2 separate regions of the Homo sapiens genome follow, and region 2 is linked to region 1. The links are chromatin loops, found by intact Hi-C in ENCODE. Cell type or tissue: natural killer cell. All regions are shown on one strand. Each heading gives the region's core, and the rest is flanking DNA. Links, peaks and the distances in the headings are about the cores only. Region 1 has its middle 96 kb from the start of HSD17B3-AS1. Region 2 holds the start of LINC00092 (long intergenic non-protein coding RNA 92).

Region 1 (10,408 bases), core at 1,015-9,014:
TGGGAGGCCGAGGCGGTCGGATCACGAGGTCAGGAGATTGAGACCATCCTGGCTAACACGGTGAAACCCCGTCACTACTAAAAATACAAAAAAAAATTAGCCAGGCACGGTGGCAGGCGCCTGTAGTCCCAGCTATTCGGGAGGCTGAGGCAGGAGAATGGCGTGAACCCGGGAGGCGGAGCTTGCAGTGAGCCGAGATCGTGCCACTGCACTCTAGCCTGGGTGACAGAGCGAGACTCCGTCTCAAAAAAAAAATTTTTTTCTTTTGCTTTTCTTTCTTTCTTTCTTTCTTTCTTTCTTTCTTTCTTTCTTTCTTTCTTTCTTTTTTTTTTTGAGACGGAGTCTCCCTCTGTCGCCAGGCTGGAGTACAGTGGCGTGATCTCGGCTCACTGCTACCTCAGACACCTGGGTTTGAGCGATGTTCCTGCCTCAGCCTCCTGAGTAGCTGGGACTACAGGTGTGTGCCACCACACCCAGCTAATTTTTGTATTTTTTAGTAGAGGCATGGTTTCACCATGTTGGCCAGGATGGTCTCGATTTCTTGACCTCGTGATCCACCTGCCTCGGCCTCCCAAAGTGCTGTGATCGCAGGTGTGACCCACTGCGCGCAGCCGAGGTTTCATAATTTTCATGGGCCCGGACACATCTATTCTAGGTCATCCTCACAAGAATAACTGTCCTGGAATGTTAAGGACATTTTCTGAGGTCATCTGATTAAAAGTGCCTTTTCTGGCATTAGAATGCAGGTCATCAGGTGTGGAGTGTCCTTTTCCTCTCTATCTAACCTAAGAAATTAGTATATAAAGTTAATCTCTGTCTTGTTGTATTACTCACTGGAGATTGGACAAGGCCTGCTCACTTTCTTATCCCTGGAAGATGGGAATTCTCGTGTAGAGCTGGTGAGGCAGGCTGTCCTTCAGTCTGTAGACCAGAGCTTTTCAATGACAGTGACTCGAATTGCAAGGTTCTGGTGCATGCCAAAGATCCCCACAGAAGGATCGACATCACAGGGACACTAACCCAAGGGGCCGAGTCTGTTCTGGAGTCAGGAAGAGTCCCACCGGGCAAGAAGAAATGGTTTCACGCTTTCAAACGTTTTCAAGTGGGAACAGGAACATATAGCTTGGGCCAGGCTCTGCCACGACACGTGGCTGTGGCACCTCCCTTGGTGGTGGCTGGGAACCTTGGTAAGGGAGACACGGCAAAGCTAAAGCCAAAGGAGAGCCTGAGAACCAGCAGCTTGAGTGTTTGCCTTGGAAATGCGCTGTGAGGGCCGGGCGCAGTGGCTCACGCCTGTAATCCCAGCCCTTTGGGAGGCCAAGGCGGTGGATCACGAGGTCAGGAGATCGAGACCCTCCTGGCTAACACGGTGAAACCCGTCTCTACTAAAAAAAATACAAAAAATTAGCTGGGCATGGTGGCGGGCACCTGTAGTCCCAGCTACTCGGGAGGCTGGGGCAGGAGAATGGCATGAACCCAGGAGGCGGAGCTTGCAGTGAGCCGAAATCGCGCCACTGCACGCCAGCCTGGGTGACAGAGCGAGACCCTGTCACAAAAAAAAAAAAAAAAAAATGTGCTGTGATTCCTCGGACTAAGAATTCGAATTCCTCCTTTATTCCCTGACCACCCCACCTGTTCTTCTCTGCCCTACAACAGTGGGGAGGAGGGGGGAAAATCAGGTGTTCTGTGACAGTTATAAAAATAATTAATTAGGCCGGGTGCGGTGGCTCAGGCCTGTAATCTCAGCACTTTGGGAGGCCGAGGCAGGTGGATCATGAGGTCAGGAGTTCAAGACCAGCCTGGCAAAGACGGTGAAACCCCTTCTCTACTAAAAATACAAAAAGTAACAGGGTGCGGTGGTAGGCGCCTGTAATCCCAGCTACTTGGGAGGCTGAGGCAGGAGAATCACTTGAACCCAGGGGGTGGAGGTTGCAGTGAGTCAAGATGGTGCCACTGCACTCCAGCCTGGGAGACAGAGTGAGACTCCGTCTCAAAAAAAAAAAAATTAATTAGTTTCAGCAGCTGTTTTGGAACCCAGGTTGGAGAGAAGCATGGGCTTTTCATTATGGCCAAGGTAGGTGAAAGGCCACAGGAATAGCCAGGCACTGAGCCTCGATATGAGCACACCACGTGGCATGGGAAATAAGAGAGTGGAAGTTTAGCATCAGGCAGAGCGGGATGTGGATTCCAGTGCTGCCACTCTCTAGCCTTGGACCTCGGGCCTGTGCGGCACAGAGTTGTTGCCTACCCGGCAAGACTGTGTCAAAGAACAAATGGAGAAGCATGGTATCCATGACCCCCAGCGGCAGCTCTGTGAGTGTCACAGATCAGTCACATCAGGGGTATGGTCACAGCTTGCAAATTTGACTCTCCATAGTGGGCAAGGGAAGAGCTAGGGAAGAGACAAAGTCAAAAACGTGGGCAGTTCCCACGTGTTTACCTGTCCCGTTCAATCAAGGCAACTTGAAAGTCTCTGTGTTTATTCATCTTGCACTCAACAAACTTGTATGTGGGGACTGAGCAGCTGCTGTTCCCCAAAGAATCTTGGTTCCCACCCCCTCATAGTGTGAGGGTCTCACCATTCCAGGTGTGCTTCTAAACTTCAAAGCTCCTGAGAATCTCAGTTCCCTCCCACTCATAGTGTGAGAGTCTCACCATGCCAAGTGTTATTCTAAACTTTAAAGCCCCTGAGAATCTCAATTCCCACCCCTCATAGTGTGAGAGTTTCACCATGCCAAGTGTGATTCTAAAGTTTTGTTTGTTTTGTTTTGTTTTTGAGACAGAGTCTTGCTCTGTCACCAGGCTGGAGTGCAATGACACCATCTTGGCTCACTGCAACCTCCGCCTCCAGGTTCAAGCGAGTAGCTGGGACTATAGGCGCAAGCCACCACGCCTGGCTAATTTTTCGTATTTTAGTAGAGACGGAGTTTCACCATGTTGGCCAGGATGGTCTCGATCTCCTGATCTCGTGATTTGCCTGCCTCGGCCTCCCAAAATGCTGGGATTACAGGCATGAGCCACCGCGCCCGGCGGTGTGGCTCTAAACTTTAAAGCTCCTGAGAATCTCAGTTCCCATCCCTTATAGTGTGAGGGTCTCACCGTGCCAAGTGTCACTCTAAACTTTAAAGTTCGGTATGGTTCATACCTCGTGCCTCTTACCTGCAGCCCAATTACTTCACCAGGGGCTCAACTGAAGAATTAGTGATGAATGGTCATTATGACCCTGTGCAATTTTTGTTATTTATTCACAAACCAAAGAAATGCAAAATGATAAAAAGAAGATACAGTGTTTCCCTATGACATTGGCAGAGACCTTTGAAAAAATACCCAGGGTCTGACAAGAGTGTGGGGAAAAACATTAATTCATTGCTGATTATATAACTAGGATTTTCTGGAAGACACAATAATAGGTATAAAAAACCACAAAAACGTTCAGACCTTTTGATGCCATAATTCTACCACTTAAAACATTTTTCAAGGGGATTATTAAATAGGGTTGCTTTCTAATTAAGAAAGCTCATTGCAAGATACTGTATAAGACCAAAGATTGCAAACAACTTAAATGCTCAGCAATATAGGATTGGCTGATGGAATCATTTGTTCAGCAAATACCACTGAGCACCCTACTGGAGTGCCTGCTGTGCTCTGACCATGCTTTGGGAATAAATATTCTTCTCAGACGTGTGCTCAAAATACACAGTGTGACCCAATGTCGAATGTACAAGTGTGTAAACTGATATTTGACCAAAGACAAATATTGCCAGCTTAGAACTTCTGGGTTTCATGGATACATCTGAAATTTCATTTAAGAATTTTTTTGTTTTGTTTTGTTTTGTTTTTTTAGACAGAGTGTTGCCCTGTTGCCTAGGCTGGAGTGCAGTGGCATGATCTTGGCTCACTGCAGCCCCCGCCTCCCTGGTTCAAGCGAGTCTCCTGCCTCAGCCTCAAGAGTAGCTGGGATTACAGGCGTGCACCACCATGTCCAGCTAATTTTTGTATTTTAGTAGAAATGGGATTTCACCATGTTGGCCAGCCTGGTCTCGAACTCCTGACCTAGTGATCCACCCTGGGCCTCCCAAAGGGTAGGGATTACAGCCTTGAGCCACTGCACCTGGCCTTATTTAAGAATTTAAATCATGTTTCAGTTTTCATTTAAGAACTTTAGTAGTTAAAATTGTATCTGATTTTTTGTTTTTAAATTGATGCATAAGACATGCATATTTTAGGGATACAAGTGGTAATTTTATATATTTGTGTAATTCATACAGATCGAATCAGTGTACTTGGAATATCCATGCCTTAAATATGTATTTTTCCTTGATGCCAGAAACATTTGAATTAGTCTCTTCTAGCTATATGGAAATGTATCTAGATTATTGTGGACTGTAGTCACCCTACTGATCTATCAAACAGCAGGTCTTATTTCCTCTATCAGACCAGAGGTTTGTACCCAGCAGTGACATTTTAAAGCTTAATATTTATAGTGTGATAACAGTGACCTCTCAGCACCGTCACCGGGCAGGGTGCTCCTGTGGTCACTGTTTTCAGATCTGCAGTGGAAACAAAAGTCCATTTCCAAGAAACCAGTGGGGCCGTACAATATGCTTTGGTAGCTAGCTTAGTCAGCACCAGATTCCGCAGAAGATGCTGGTGCCTGAAGCAGATCAATGGGACGGGTGCCACGGTGGGTTACCGTGTAAGAAGTAAATGTAGCATGTGAGTCAGCTTTCCTTCCTTTAAGCCAGTGGTTCTAGGGGTGATTCTGCCCCCCCAGGTGACATTAGGCAATGTCTGGAAATTGGGGGAGTGTTGGGACCAACATCTACTGGGTTGAGGTCAAGGGTGCTGCTAGCTTTTTATGATGCACAGGACACTCAGCCCCTTACAACAAAGAACCACCTAGTCCAAAATGTCAATAGTGCCAACCACAGTAGAGAAACGCTGCTCTAAACATAGACACAGTAGTCTCCCTAGCTGTGGTTTTGCTTTCAGCCGTTTCAGTTACCCACAGTCAACTGTGGTCTGAAAATCGGTGAGTACAGTACAATAAGATACTTTGGGAGAGAGAGAGAGACCACATTTACATAACTTTTATTACAGATACTTTTATCATTGTTCTATTTTATTATTAGGTATTGTTGTTAATCTCTTAGTGTCTTAGCCTTAATTCATAAGTTAAGCTTTTTCATAGGTATTTATGTACAAGGAAAAATGTAGTACAGTTGTTCGTCTGTATACCTGAGTTCTCACCCCTTGAACACTGTATTCTTGGTCCTGGTTTCGTTAAAAGAGTCTAGGTATTACTGCAAGGGTCTGGTGAGGGCTAGACAAACATCCCTGCAGAAGGATCGGTATCACAGGGACACTAACCCAAGAGGCCAAGTCTGTCCTGGCGTCAGGAAGGGTCCCACTGGGGAGAAACAAATGGTTTCACACTTCAAACGTTTTCAAGTGGGAACGTGAACCACCCGTGCTGTCTGACAACCTGTGTTGTATATGTAGGGTCCATACTATCTGCAGTTTCAGGCATCCATAGGGGGTCTTGGATTGTTCCCGCAGATAACGGGGGACTATTGCAATTGCTAACATCAAGTGTTCTCCTTTCCCTACCACCTGGACTTGAAGATGGGGTTGCAGGAAATGCAGCAGCCCCGGAAACAGAAGCTGCGTGCTCTGCTCGAGGAGCCTTCTGGACGCTTCAGCAGCAGTCTTCAGATTGCTGCCTTTCCTCAGTCATCTTCATTTCCAATAATTTGCATGCATTTGAGGGAAAAATTGTCCTCAAGTGTTGGATCTAAAAATTAACAGTGGAGCACTGGAATAGGCTTTTAAGCTAACACTGTGTCTCTAAATGTCCATGCTCCTCAGCGCTCCTTGCAAGCAAGTTAATCCCAGCACCTTTCCGGCTAGGAAAATAGGAGGGTCTAAAGCAGGCTGAAGAAGAAAATAAGTGCTTGCCTCCCAAAGTCCATGGAGTAGGTCACTTCTTCAGCACATTCCAGCAAATGAGCTGCGTTCTCTGCAAGCAATCTTATGCCAAATTGGCATTGCTTCCCACATGGTACAATTTTAAGACTTTTTTTGTTCTTCAAGCAGCCTTTGAACACGGAATAGCTACTGTTCCAGTTTATTGGAACATTTTGTAAAATTACATGATAAGCCGGTTCCAAAATCTTTTCTATGTCATGTAGTTTATCTTTGGATAAAAAAGAATGATGAAAGCAGCCCACTTGCTGGAGATTACAGGCAGCAATTCTGTGCCATTATTGCTTTCTCAACACACAGCTGAAGAGTGTGAACAAATCATAGGACGCTTGTGATTCCCAAGTCACTTGTAGCCATCACCATGTTTGTTCCATTGCTGGAGACAATTGCCCAACACTTTACTTGATGGACTTTTCATTTCATAAATATTTCTCCAATAAGATTCCTTTTACTGGGAAGAACCAAAGCCTCTTGGCAGCAAAATAAAGATGAGCGCACTCAGCCTCACCATTAATCCACCAGGCTGTCAAACTGATGGAAAGAATACAAAAGCAGCACATTTAATAACACCATTAAACTTTGTGCATGCAGCAGCATGTCATGCAGGAAGAAAGCATTTCGATAACATGGTTTCTGGAAAGAACTTTGTACCTGATCACTTGAGTAAATTACAAAAGTTCTTTGTCTTCATCCACTGAATACAGTTGTCAGTGGGTAACATTTTGAGAAGCTTTTTGTTCAAACATTTGGTTTCCACAGAACTGAAATGTGTTTTGAAAGAATTCATGTGAATTCTATTGTTTTGAATTTGGCTAGTGAAAATGTACATTGTGGGTGCCACGTTTTTCCTGAGTACCTCTTCATCCTTTTATACCCTTTGTTATAACTGGATCAATCATAATTTTCCAGGTATCTGTTGCGATTATTTTGGACTTATTTTCCTCCTTATGAAATTTTGAGGTGACAAAGATGATATGCTGCTTGCCATTTATAGATAAGAATATCTAAATCAGGGGTGTCCAATCTTTTGTCTTCCTTGGGCCACATTGGAAGGAGAATTGTCTTGGGCCACATATAAAATACTCTAACACTAATGATAGCTGATGAGCTTAAAAAATCGTAAACAAATCTCATAATGTTTTAAGAAAGTTTACGAATTTGTGTTGCACCACTTTCAAAGCCGTCCTGGGCCACATGCAACCTGCTGGCTGTGGGTTGGAAAAGCTTGATCTAAGCAGAATATTTTCTTGAAAGACTAATGGCCTATGTGAAATTAAGGAACTGAAAATTAAATGTAGATCTTAAAGTTTGTTTAAGTTAATATTATCAATGCACCCATTCAAATAATTCATCAAATATTAGAATTATAGTATAATCTAGTGATTATTTTCCTCCGTATTACTGAAATTTTTTTTTTTTCAGGAGATGGTGAATTTTATTTTGTCTTGTCTGGATAGAGGTTTTGATTTGCTCTCGAATGTTCCAGGGTGGAGAGAAACTAGGAGAAAAGCACAGGATGTAGAGGTCTATTCGGCATAATCTTCTCCCTCATTTTCATCTTCACCATCAACAGAGAGAGCAGCATACTTGCTTGCAGAACTGAACTTGGAAGCTGGATTTTCCTCAGGTTTCTTTGGCTCAGGTGCAGATCTGGAGTCTTGATCCTTTTTGCCATCTTTCCTATCTGACTCCTTCCAGTGGTCTTTGTTCCCTCCATCTCCTGGACCACGGCTAGAGTTCCCAGTTTGGCCTTTTGGGACATTCATCCCATCTACTTTGTTTTCATCTTTCCTTGCTGGTCCTTCCTCAGATGGTTGAGCTGGAGCTACTTTTCCCTCACCACTTGTAGGGGATTGCTGCTCTGTGTCTGAGCTCTGAGATCGAGCAGGAGGGTTAGAACTTCGCTTCACCCAAGCATTCTCCTTTGGTGGAGGGGCTGGCATTACCTTTAGGGGCTGATCAGGTTTGGGAGGTTTAGAAGTTGGAGAGTGGCAATCTTCCTCCTTATTGAGTGTTTCATTTTCTAGAGACTTCTCATTCTCTCTCCTTCGTGCATCCTGGGCTGACTTACTTCTGCCAGATGTGGTGGAGGTCCCAGTCTGTGATGACTCACTTCCTGTCCTCGACCGTTCCCGTTCCTGAGTTTCTTCACTTCGCCAGCTTGGGTGTCTCTCCGGAGGCCGTCGTTCTAGTTTTGGCTCATCCAGCTGATGCTGCAACTTCTCTTGTTCCTTCTGTAGCCGTTCTTCTACTTCTCTTTCTCTAGCAGCTGTGTCAACGGGCTTTGCCCCTCCAAAGATAGAAGCAGCTCGAGTGGACTGGGAGGTACTAGCAGAGGAATCATCTTCCTTAGGAGTACTCCGAGGGTTTAGATTCAGTTTGGGTCTTTGGGGGGGACCTCTACCATCACGCCTATAATCATCCAGAGAGTAATCATCTCTGGAGCTCCAAGACCGATCATCCCGTCTGTCATATCGGTCTTCATAGTGGTCCCCGCCTCCTCTGAGACATCATCCCTGCGATACCCACTGCCAAATGCTCTTCTGCCACTGCCTATCCGGGAATCATAGCCTCTATCATAGTCTCTGCTGCCTCGGTCATCATAGCGATCCCGGCCACCATATGGATCCATATCCCGGCGTTGGCCATCCCGATACCCATCCCGATACCCATCCCGATACCGGTCTGAATCATAACGATCTCGATACTTGTCTCCAAAGCTATCATCACCTCTTCTAGGTGGGTAGTCATCAAAGCTGTCTGTAGCAGGACGAGCCCTCCAGTCTGTACCTGTTTTGTCAGAATCCCGATTTCTATCACGGCCAAAAGAACAATCATCCCTGTCTTTATCCTGTGCTTGATCAGCAACGTCCACTCGAATTCTCCTGTTACCTAGAGACTCTTCCTTGAGACTCAGGGCACTAAGCAGGGAATCCAGGTCCTCAAATTCAGCATAACCAAAACCTTTCAACCTCACTGGATTGCTGGGTTCACATGGTAAACGCACTGCACTGATATTTAATCCTCGAAAGAATTCCTTAATTGACTCTTCTGTAACATCATAGGGTAGGTTTCCTAGAAAAGCAGTGTAGGGTGGCGATTTGGGAAGATGGCTCCGGTCGATATTGGGTTCCCGAGCAGCCCGTGGAGCAGTGGGAAGGATGGAACGGTCAATTGGAGACGCCCTATACACATCGTCATCGTTACTGTGCCAAGTTGTCGAAACATCTCCTTCCAGGTCATCCGTTTCATCAGCTCAGCTGACTGGTTTGGAAACATAGGTCCTTCCTCCACCAGTACCCCCATCCTCAGCCAGAAAGTCTGTTAGGGAGATAGTCTTCCCCTTCTTCTTCTTCTTTTTTGCTGAGGCCGCCGTGTTGGGAGAGGGAAAGAGAACGCAAAAAGCCCGAAATTTTTATAAATGATTATTGGCATTAAAAGGAAACAGAGTTCTTTCTAAAGTTACTTAGCTAACACTCTTTCTTAATATTTGTATTAGTGACGTATTTCCCTACTTAATGATTGGAAAGTTGTTAATAATTTTTATGTGAGATGAATGGTTTTCACAAACTATATTTATTTCTGCATGTAACTACTCTTATTGGTAATAATTTATTTATTTATCAACTGGCTGAAGAATTTAATATTAAAACACACAAGGAGGCTGGGTGTGGTGGCTCATGCCTAAAAGCCCAGCACTCGGGAGGCTGAGGCAGGAGGATCATTTGAGTCCAGGAGTTCAAGATCAGCCTGGGCAACATAGTGAGACCCCATCTCCACAAAAATAAAAAATTAACCACACCTGTAGTCCCAGCTGCTTGGGAGGCTGAGGTGCGAGGATGGCTTGAGCCCAGAAGTTGAGGCTGCAGTGAGCTGTGATCATGCCACTGCACTCCAGCCTGGGTGACAGTGTGAGACCCTGTCTCAAAAAAAGCAAAAACAAAACAAAACAAAACAAACAAAACACAAAAGGAGATTTATTCAATGTTCTATTCAGAATGCTTACCTGGACCTGAAAGTGAATAATCAGGTATTAATTATCAAGTTAAATGACAGGTCTTGCCTTGTTCATACCACTGTTGTGACACTGATTAGATATGATGAGAATCTATGGGATCTCACAATTATTGGTCACATCTAATATTAAGACCACATAACAGTAGGCTGTAAAACAATGTTAGCGTATCCTCTCAAATTGTCAACTAGTAGTGTCTTTTAAATTTTATTTTATTTGCATAGACATACCGAGGGAAAAAGAAGTATTTCCTTTTTTTCTCTTGAGATGGGGCTCCTCTTCTGAGGGGGGATTAAAATTTAACAGTCTTTAAAAAAATTGTTCCAGGGACTGTGTGGGTCTCTGCTTAGGAGAGCTCAGTCCTATGATGAGAAACTAGGAGGAACTTTGTGCTTCCAGAGTTGCAGG
Region 2 (10,218 bases), core at 2,219-10,218, 130 kb after region 1:
CAGCCTCTCCCGCGCCGGGCTGCCCCGGCCAGGGTCTTTCCTCCCTCGCCCAGTCGCTGCCCTCTCCTTTCCCGCAGCCCGCGGGGCCTGGGCTCTCCCTGCCAGCTCCTCCTGTGTCCACTTCAGCCTTCCCGGTTCCCCAGGCAGCCTGTCCTGCCGGTCACTCCGTCTCCCACCTGCTTTGCCGGGAACTAGAGCACACACCACACAGGAGGCGGGAGGGGGGCGCAAGAGGTGGGTGTTGGAGGCGGGGGTGTGGTGTGGCTGTGGTGTGATGTGTGGTGTGTGGTGTGTGTGTGTGTGGTGTGGTGCATGTGGGGTGTGTGTAGTGTGTTGTGTGTGGTGTGTGTGGTGTGTGTAGTGTGTGGGGTGGTGGGTATGTGTGTGGGGTATGTGGTGTGTGTGGTGTGTGTAGTGTGTGGGGTGGTGGGTATGTGTGTGGGGTATGTGGTGTGTGTAGTGTGTGTGTGTAGTGTGGTGTGTGTGTGGTGTGTTTGTGCGGTGTGGTGTGTTTGGTGTAGTGTGTTGTATGTGTGGGGTGTGTGCGTGTGGTGTGTTTGGTGTAGTGTGTGTTGTGGTATGTGTGGTGTGTGGGGTCTGTGTGGTGTGTTTGTGTGGTGTGGGGCGTGTTTGGTGCGTGTGGTGAGTTTGGTGTGTGTTGTGGTATGTGTGTGGGGTGTGTGTGGTGTTTGTGTGTGGTGTGTTTGTAGTGTGTGTGGGCTGTGTGTGTGGTGTGGTGTGTTTGGTGTGTGGGGTGTGTGTGGCGTTTGTGTGTAGTGTGGTGTGTGTGGTGTGCTGTGTGTGGTGTGTTTGTGTGTGGTGTGTTTGTGTGTGTGGTGTGTATAGTGTGGTGTGTGTAGTGTGTTTGTGTGTGTGGTGCGGTGTGTATGCGGTGGGCGTGTGCAGAAACAACAAGCCCCTGCTCCGCATGGGGTGTGGAGCAGATGCTGCGGAAGCCGCCTGGCCTGTGGGCGTTGGCAGTGGGGACCAGCTGACCCAGAGACTCCGCGCTTCCCCGCGCTTCCCCCACCCCCGCCCCACTGCGGCGCTCCGGGGCTCACTGAGTTCCGAATCCACCTCCTGGGATCCGCGCCCTGGCTACCAGGCCCTGAGCCTTCTGCGGGCCAGCGAGCTCCCGCCAGGTTCTGCCAACAGGGGGCCCCAGAGGGCGGCGTGGTGGCCGCAGATCGCAGGACAGGAGCCTGTTCCCGTCAGCAGAGCCCCAATAACCCCCCGGACTCCCAACGGTGGCGCGGTCATGCCCAGTTTTCTAGCTTGCTTCATGCACTCCCAGGACCTGCCTGCCCACATCCCGCCCGGGCCGGCTGGTCCATCTCGGAGATTTGAGTCCAGCTCTCTGGGAGGCCCCAGGGCCAGGCAAGTGCAGAGGTCCGGTTCCACTCCCCAGGGCCCCTTCTCCAGCTTCCAGGACCTCGGTTCTCAGAACCCTCATGACTTCTCTTTGCTCTTTAGAGACCTTCACTGCTTCTATCAGTCACCATATCTGAATCTTGGCTTGCCACTCAATCCTCCAATATCGACCAACAACAGGAGATTCTCTCTATCTGAGGGGGGAGGTGTGTTTCCCTGACTAGACTCTAAATACAAATCCTCCACTTCTCCATCTGTCTCTCCAGTGATCTCAGAGGCATGGTCTTAACACCGCGCACAGTTCCTTGCAAGTTGAAGAGTAGACCCAAATGATCAGTTCTAAAATTCTATTCTTATTGAAGATTACTGGTGGAAATATCAATGCAAACAAAATGAAAAAGTTCAACAATGATTAATACTGCATTTCAACAGAAGAATCAAATCATCTTGACAAAACTTCAATGGGCAAAATTTGCCTTGGGGAATTTTATGCAGGGGAATCCTTGGGTCTGATGTGTGGTGGGCTTTGGATGTGTTGTGTAGCTCAGTGTCCCTTCCTGCTACTCCTAGTCATCTCCAGAAACTCAGACCACCCATCTACTAAAGGCAGGTGGATGAGCAAGGGGGCCTCGGAGGCATTCCGGATCACACTGAACCTGAGCCCCACCGCCTGACCCACTCAGTGTCACTGTTAACAGAAACTCGCTGCCATCTGGCCTCAGGCCTGCCTCCTTCCTATAGAACTTGACACTGGAAGCACCAGGCGAGCTGGACCTTCTGCTGCTACTGCACTCCCATGATGCAGCCTGAGAATGAAGCCCACCAGAGTGACAGAGAGCAGACCTGAGTGGTGAGCTGGTGACACAGGGTGTGGGTGGTGTCCCTTGAGCTTCGACACCACGCCACACCTGAAACCAGCCTGACATCCATGATTTTGCTTTTTTGCTTAAACCAGTCTGCGTCATTTTCAACAAAAGAGTTCTACTAGATATGACAAATTTCTCTAGAAGACCTAAGAAGTGAAAGACTTGAAGCTATTCCAGTGGTTCAGGAACTAGGACACTGGTAGGAAACTGGAAAGAAGGCATCAGAGTTAAGGAAATATTTATGAGGTCAACTCTGGAAGTCTTGGTTACTGAGTGAATACAGTGGCTGAGAGGAATGGAAGCATCCAACCAAATAAAAAAAGATGGTGCTGAGATTTGGGTTATGAGGTCAATGACTGAAGCAATGCGATTAACTGAGTTAGGAGTCTCAAATATAGGATGAGTGCAGAGTTGAGGATGAAGAATTCTGCTTTGGACACAATGAGTGTGAGGTGCCCAAGGATAACCCAACGGGAAGCAGTCACACCAAAGCAACAGGGTGTGCACCTGAAACTCAGAAGGGTGATTGGGCTATGGTGAAGATTCCTGATCACCCATAAATGAATTCATTAAAAGCATGAGAGTGAGTGGAGGGGCCCCTAGAATATGGTGGGTGCATGAGACTAACCCTAGATTGGGGATAGCTCCCTGGGAAATCCAAGGGACAAGGTGAGGAGGAGGAGGCGGAGCCCACCAAGGAAACTAGAAAGAGACCGCTGGAGAGGTCCGAGGACAGCAAGGAGCACAGCCTTCAAGTCTGGGAGCCAACTATCCAAGAAGAGAGTGGTTTGCTATGGATGCCGTGGGCCACCACGTCCCATCTAGGAAAGCAAGTTGAGGTCTCTCTTGAATACATTGGGATTGATTACCCAGACTTTAAAGAATCTATGTCCCCTACTTCCCTTCATTCACTCTGCTCTTTACCTTCTCCTCTTCCCTGGTCACCAGCACCTCTGCTAAAGGGTGGAGAAAGGAACTTCTGATCAGTTACAGAAAAGCTTTGGGGTTACGTGGTGCAAGCTGCTCTGCCTCTGTTTGTGAAGAAATTAGACTATGGCCAGCCATGTGAGTGGCATCACTTTGGTTTCTGGAGCAATAGTTAGTAGCAACTTTTAGAGGTGGTCATTTCGGTTCCCTTCTGGAAAGTGATTCGTGTTTAAGAAAAATAGATGCAACGTTGCTAAGTACACCTAACATTTAAACAGTCTCCAGCAGATAAATGCTGATACTGACACTTCTCACCAGAAAAAGAGAAATACCCATCATGAGGAAGAGAAATGACTTTTGTTCAGTTATGCTCCCGGGTCCCCTTTCACTGGAGGGATATCTCAGCTTTCTGAGCCCCTGGTTACTGCAATCCTCGGTTCCAGAACCCAGCAATTCCTATCATCACAATTGTTTCAAGTCTTATCCAAGCCCTGTATATTTCAGATCATCCTTAATTTCTTGTTCTGTACCCAGAGGAGATCAGGAAAACCTTTAAGTCTCTATGTGAGGCAAATACATCCTCCTCACTGCCCCAGCCCCATGTGATTGATGAAGCAACTGAGGAAGAGAAGTAGGGTGCTTCTGGCACTGGAGGAGCGCAGTGCTGAGAAACTCCGGGCTCCATTCGGAAATAGCACTGATTTCTTAGTGTACTTTTTTTTGGTGTTAATATAGAAAACATCAAAAACACAGTTAAAAGAATGAAGCATGTCTACATACGTGTGGCCAGAAAGACTGACCAGAAGCTGGTAGCAGTGAGGGATGACAGTGCTTGCCCCTGGGTTGAATAGTGGAAGAGTTAGGGGGGAAACAGTCTGCTCTTTGAGACCCTTTCAATTTCATGTGATGGATTTACAGAGACAGATGAATTAAACATTATATAAAAAAGGAATAAAACCACTGGTAGGATCTGTATTCCAGGAAGAAAAAAGCATATTACATAATAGGTCAATGCACAGAAATAAAAAAAGGAATTTAACTAGAGCCTATGCTAATCATAAATCCCTTCCCTGTTCCAGAGTCCTGTTGTCTCTGGGGTCTTGGCCTGTCTTATCTAGGCCATGGAGTGGTGGGGGTGGGATGCTGCTAGTTCCTAGGCAGGAAATAGTGGCCAGTTACCCTTGTGGTGTCATTTCTGGGTCCTGGAAAGGAGACCACTGCTGACCCCTGACTCACCAACCAACAATTATTGATGGAAATCCCACCGGCCTCCCCGGACAAAGGCAGCCCAGACCTGGACTCATTCACATGTAAAGGAAGTGGCCAGAAGTGGCTGCTGTTGGCAGGGGTGAGGGACGGGAGAGCGCGCTAAGTGGCCTGTGTCTGTGGGGGAGGGAGAGGGTGGAGCAGCACAAGCCGGCCTGAGGTTAGGAGCCTGCGGTATCTCCAGGAAAGCAGAGGCGGCTGTGGGGGGCGCCGGGGCTGAAGAGCCAAGTGTGGAGACTGCTCCATCTTGCCCATCTCCAGAAACTCAGACCACCCATCCATTAAAGGCAGGTGGATGAGCAAGGGGGCCTCGCAGGCATTCCAGATCACACTGAACCTGTGCCCCACTGCCTGACCCATTCAGCATCCCTATTAACAGACACTCGCTGCCGTCTGGCCCGGACCCGGCTGGCGCTGCGGGTCCTTCCACCCCAGTTAGGAAGGGTCATGGCTCCCGCGGAAGCCCCTGCCAGGGTGAATAAACTCGGCGTGGGGCTGACGGGCTCTGAATTACTCCGTTGCTTACAAGCCGAGTGCCCCTCTGTGCCTCAGTTTCTCCCTCTATAAAACAATACGAATACCGGCCCAGAAGCGTTGTTGGGCAGATTAAACGAGAAAATCCACTGGAAGTGTTTAACAAACGACACACAATACGGGCTTCATACCTGCCAGCCGATGTCCCCTGCAGCCTTTATTCCCTACCCAATTCCCCTTAGCCTGCTATGTGGAGATACAGGAGGCTTGCACCCGCCGCGGTCCCGGTGTATTTTAACGGGCTCCCGGGGAAGCGGTGTGGAAAATGGATTAGGGAGGGAGGAGGCCAGAGCCTCGGAACCCGGGGAGAGGTCTGCAGGCATCCAGTTGGGAGCTGGAAGGGCGGGACAGGGCCCTTGGCAGGGGGATCCAGGAAATATTTTGGAGAAATTCTCTCTAGGACTTGGTAACAGGTTGAGAGCGGCCACTTGGCCGGGGGCGCCGGCTTCGGAGGCGGGAGGGAGGTGGAGGAAGGGAAGGCAGCTGCAGGGCCGACCTGCGGGGTGGGCGTGAGGCCGGGGGATTGGGGCCGCAGGGGTTCGGCCTGGAGGAGCGGCGTGGGGGCGCCGGGGCCCTGATTCCATCCTGGGCGGGTCGGCCCCGCAGCCGCTGCGCTCGGAACCCCCTAGGCGCCCCGCAGTACCCGGCGTCCTTCCTGCCTCCTCCTCGCCCCTGTCCTCCGTCCGAGCCCCAGTCCCGCCGACCCTGCCGGCGCCTCCGCCCTCCCGCCCTCCCGCCCTCGGTTTCCCACGACCTCGGCGCGACGCGCGCGGGATCCAGTGGAGACTGCTTTCCCATAGGCCGCCATCCAGGGCGGGGAAGGGAGCGGACCCTCCCGGCTCCAGGTGCCTGGGCCCCCGGCGGCCTGCGGAGGCCTCGCCCCACGCCACCCGCCCACTGGCCTCGTCTTCGCGCGGGGGTGAGAGCAAAGGAGGCACTCGGCCCATCGCCAGCCCGGGTCCCCTTCCTGCCCGTCGCTATCCGAGAATTTGCCCCGTGTCCCCCAGGCCGCGGGGGTCCGGAGAACCGAGGGGCGGACCCCGCAGAGGGCTGCGCCGCCCTCCCTTCTCTCCCCGCGGGAAGCAGCCCCCAGGACCGCCCCTCGCTCCCTGCCCGGGAGGGACTGGGCTTCCCCGAGGTGTGCGGCTCCTGGAGAACTCGCTTTCCCGTTTCCAGCCGGCCAAGCCATCAGTTAATCGCTTGCTTTCTCTTTTCTTTACAGAGAAAAGCAGCCTGATTCGGAGGAACGGGTTGCTTGGGGCGGCTCCCAGCTCGAGTTGTGGGCCCCGCCGCGGGTGCCCTTCGGAAACGCGCTGACACCAGGCGAAGCCGCCTCTGCCCGGACGCAGCCCGACACTTGGCCCGCGGGGTTCCCCGGGACGCCTGAGAGTAATGGGCGCGAGGGGGAAAGCCGAACGGCCTCCCTGTGCCCGGCGCAGGCGGTGCCCCCTAGCTGGGTTCGCCGCGGCGGCGCTGCGAGCCCCCGACACTGAGGACTTTTGGTCCAACAGTCCGACGGGGCCCGGTGCGCCGTTCCCTCCGCCCTCTCCCCGCTCCCCGGCCCGCGCGTCTTGGAGGGTGGGTGAATTGTCGGAAGCACTCTACGCCTGGCCAACCCAAACCAGGAACCTCCGCACCAAACAGCCCACGTTGCTGCTGCTCTGGGGTTTTAACGGCCAAGGGAGACTGGAGAAGGGGTGTTCTGCCTTCCCATTCTCTTAGGCCCGTCCACTCCCCATCCCCACAGTTTGGAAGTGGCCTTTTCTGAGGACTCCAGCGCAAAGCATGTTTCTCCTTTTGAGCTGCGGAAGCCTTGCTTGTTCCCGCCATTGGGAGGGCATTCCATCATCTGCAGCTGCCTTCCTCGGTGGGCCTTGTCCCTTAGCGTCCACCTAGGGGACATTCTAAGCTTCTTGAGACCTGCTTGTCCACCCCAACATGTCTCAGCATATGGCTGTGCCCTAAGGGGTCTTTGAGGGCATTTTAGGAGGTGAGCGGCGCCCCTACCTGGGCTCCGCGGGGCCGATTCGGTTTGCCCTTTGCTGGCATGTCAGTGAATTAACTGCTGTCCTTGGGATGACCTGCCCTATGATTTGGCCTCTGGAGCATCCCGGGTGTGTATTTCAGAACTCCTCCCATCTTATCCACCTGCTGAAGGCCTGGCCCCCTGATATGGTTTGGCTCTGTTTCCCCACCCAAATCTCACCTTGAATTTTAATAATCCCCACGTGTCATGGGCGGGACCAGGTGGAGGTAATTGAATCATGGAGGTGGTTTCCTGAACGCTGCTCTCGTGACAGTGAGTTCACAAGATTTTTTTTTTTAACGGAGTATCACTCTGTCACTCAGGCTGGAGTGCAGTGGCGCGATCTTGGTTCACTGCAACCTCTGCCTCCCGGGTTCAAGAGATTCTCCTGCCTCAGCCTCCCGAGTAGCTGGGATTACAGGTGCGCGCCATCACGCCCGGCTAATGTGTATTTTTAGTAGAGAAAGGGTTTCACCATGTTGGTTAGGCTGGTCTGGAACTCCTGACCTTGTGATCTGCCTGCCTCGGCCTCCCAAAGTGCTGGGATTACACGCGTGAGCCACTGTGCCCAGCCGATCTGATGCTTTTATAAAGGGCTTTCCCCGTCCCCCTTCCTCTCTCTCACCACCCTGTGAGAAAGGTGCCTTTCTTCCCCCTTCACGTGAACTGCCTCCATGATTGTAAGCTTCCTGAGGCCTCCCCAGCTATAAGGAACTGTGAGCCAATTAAACTGCTTTATAAATTAACCCAGGTATTTCTCGGGTATTTCTTCATAGCAGCGTGAGAATGGACTGATACACCCCCAATGTGGAGTAGGGGAAGCTGAGGGAGTTAGGAGGTCCCAGCAAGGTGAAGGTGTGATGGGGTCTTGGGACAGTGAGAGTGCTGCCTCAGGCAACAGTGGGCAGGTCATTGAGGCTCCATTGAGCTTGGTGAGCAGGAAGCTGAGAGAGGGAGCTGTCGATTCAGGAGTCAGGGGTGACATGGAAGGAACCTAGGGCTTTGCCAGGCACAGGTGAAGGAAGGCCACTTAGGTACTGGCAGTGGGAAGAGAGGGCAGGGAGTGGTGGACGGAGAGGAAGAGAAAGCTGAACACTGGAGCACAATGCGGGTGCTGGGAGGCAAGCAGAGGGGGCTGGGGGCTTCTCATATGGTGCATCCTGGCATTTATATTTTGAAAAATAATTGTTTTGTTCCCATTAGTGCTTTTATAATAGTTTTAGGAAAGAAGAGAAAATATGAATTAGCTATTATGAGGCTTCTTTTGAAGTTTCTTTCAGTTCAGAAACATATCCCACTTTACAAAAAAATTAAGAAAATTCAAAGTTAAAAAATGTAGGGAGGCCAATAATTTTAGTTGCCAGACATTTTAGTCTGACAAGACAACTCATTGGAGTTTCCTTAGAGACGTATTAGAAATTCAGAGCTGCACACGCATTTTTCCCCCTGCCAGATAAACTGAAACAACATAAAGTGAGTTTTAGTTATTTCTTTCAACGAGACTGCGAGGCCTATTTAGCTAACGAAAAAGATATCTGTAGAAAGAAGCATTCTTGATTCTTATCTACAAGACAGAGCAGCAAAAAACCAAGAATGTCAGATGAGTATTATCTCTGTCCATGGCAGAAAGGTATCATGTTGGTATAATTAAGATTGGTCTTAATGGAAACTTAGGCAATAAATATAAACATCATAGTTTAACCTGCAGCAAAGCAAATAAAATACATGAAATATAATAGAAAAACAATGCAGGCAAAGGCAGGCAGATTGCTTGAGTCCAGAAGTTCGAGACCAGACCTGGGCAACATGGCGAAACCCTGTCTCTAAAAAAAAAAAAAAAAATGCAAAAATTAGCCGGGCAGGGTGGTGCACATCTGTGGTCCCAGCTACTTGGGAGGCTGAGGTGGGAAGATCCCTTGATCCTGGGAGGTCGAGGCTGCAGTGAGCTATGATTGCGCCATTGCACTCCAACCTAGGTGACAGAGTGAGACTCTGTCTTACAAAAAAAGAAAAACAATGCTATGTGTGAATTTTTTTCCAATCTTTTAATAAGGAAAATGTTTTTTTCAAAATAATGGCTTATATGGAGTGTCAACATAAAAACAATATAATTTCAAATTGATAAGTAAAATATAGTCAGCAATCTCACATACATCAAAATTTGGTATATAACACACATTCTGGAGAGGTGTTGCTTTTGGTCTTACTTTTTTTCCATTTTTAAAATTGTAAAACACATACAAAATTTAGCATTTTAATGACTTTTAAGTGTACACTTCAGTGTCATTAAATTCACATTGCTGTGCAACCATCACGACCATCCATCTTCAGGCCACTTTGCATCCTGTGTAACAGAAACTCTACACCCATTAATAACTCCCCTTTCTCCCCTCCCTCCAGCGTCTAGCAACCACCATTCTACTTTGTCTCTATGAATCTGACTAATCTAGGTACTTTATATAAGTGGAATCATACAGTATTTGTCCTTCTGTGTCTGATTTATTTCACTTTGCATACCGTCCTCAAGATTCATCTATGTTGTAGCACGTGTCCGAATTTCCTTTCAAGGCTGAATAATATTCCTGTGTGTGTAATATTTTGCTTATTCATCGATAGGTACTTGGAATGCTTTCTTCGTGTTGTAGCCATTGTGAATAATGCCACTATGAACACAGATGTTCAAATATGCGTGGACATTTTTATAGGAATGTAACAACAACAAAAAGCACACAGTGGGCTCCATCATGAGCTCAGCTGCATACAGAGATGGGGGGCGCTGGAAGTCGTGGTGGGGCAACTGAAGCACCTCTCTGGAAATACTGTGTCCCAGGGGGACAGAAGGTCAGGCAGGTGGGTCCTGCCCAGGGACAAACCTGACAATCACTGGCACATCAGAATTCCTGTGAAACTGCAAAAACAAAAAGGGTGCCTGTGCTGAGCCCTAGACCCCCTGATTCAGTCTCTTGATGAGGACCCTGGACATGTGCATGCTTAAAAGCCTCTCCGGAGGTTCTGACTTGCTACCCTTGGGGCTGGGAACCACACAGCCTGGGACTTGGGAAGGAAGGGCGAATCTGTCTTTCCTCCTAGGGGCAGAGAGTAACTATCAGATGCACTGTTTTCCTAGAGAAACCCTGCAAGACCCTGAGGCAAAATAGCTCTCCTGGGGTGGCCCTTTAGCCAAGCAAAAGTGAGATGTTCTTCCCTCCTGCAACAAATACCAAGTGG

What was found. Hi-C counts contacts between places; a loop is a spot of excess contacts. Peaks named below come from ENCODE experiments on the same cell type or tissue, not always from the same donor. Only the 100,000 strongest peaks of a DNase experiment are listed, where the experiment ranks them.
Region 2: it touches region 1 in a loop (3-fold over the local background); 3 of 110 quality-filtered maps call a loop at or near these places.

What each region holds. Positions count from the first base shown.
Region 1 is chr9:96,144,960-96,155,367 of GRCh38, reverse strand. It overlaps the pseudogene EIF4BP3. Among named protein-coding and RNA genes, the nearest start is that of HSD17B3-AS1, 96 kb to the left of the region's middle. In natural killer cell, for the core only: no CTCF peak of the experiment used is centred there; DNase peaks (open chromatin) are centred at 4,977 and 5,647; H3K27me3 peaks cover 2,419 bases.
Region 2 is chr9:96,017,250-96,027,467 of GRCh38, reverse strand. ERCC6L2 (ERCC excision repair 6 like 2) reads right to left here. Exons shown (of 19, transcript NM_020207.7): 19 at 9,021-10,218. It overlaps LINC00092 (long intergenic non-protein coding RNA 92), which reads left to right and starts at 5,657. Exons shown (of 2, transcript NR_024129.2): 1 at 5,657-5,883; 2 at 6,187-7,736. It overlaps LOC105376159 (a long non-coding RNA gene), which reads left to right. Exons shown (of 2, transcript NR_188619.1): 2 at 1,474-4,208. RefSeq lists enhancers at 682-1,205, 1,204-1,263, 4,235-4,735, 6,168-6,217 and a silencer at 6,428-6,477. In natural killer cell, for the core only: no CTCF peak of the experiment used is centred there; DNase peaks (open chromatin) are centred at 4,577, 5,598 and 6,277; H3K4me3 peaks cover 2,275 bases; H3K27ac peaks cover 4,071 bases.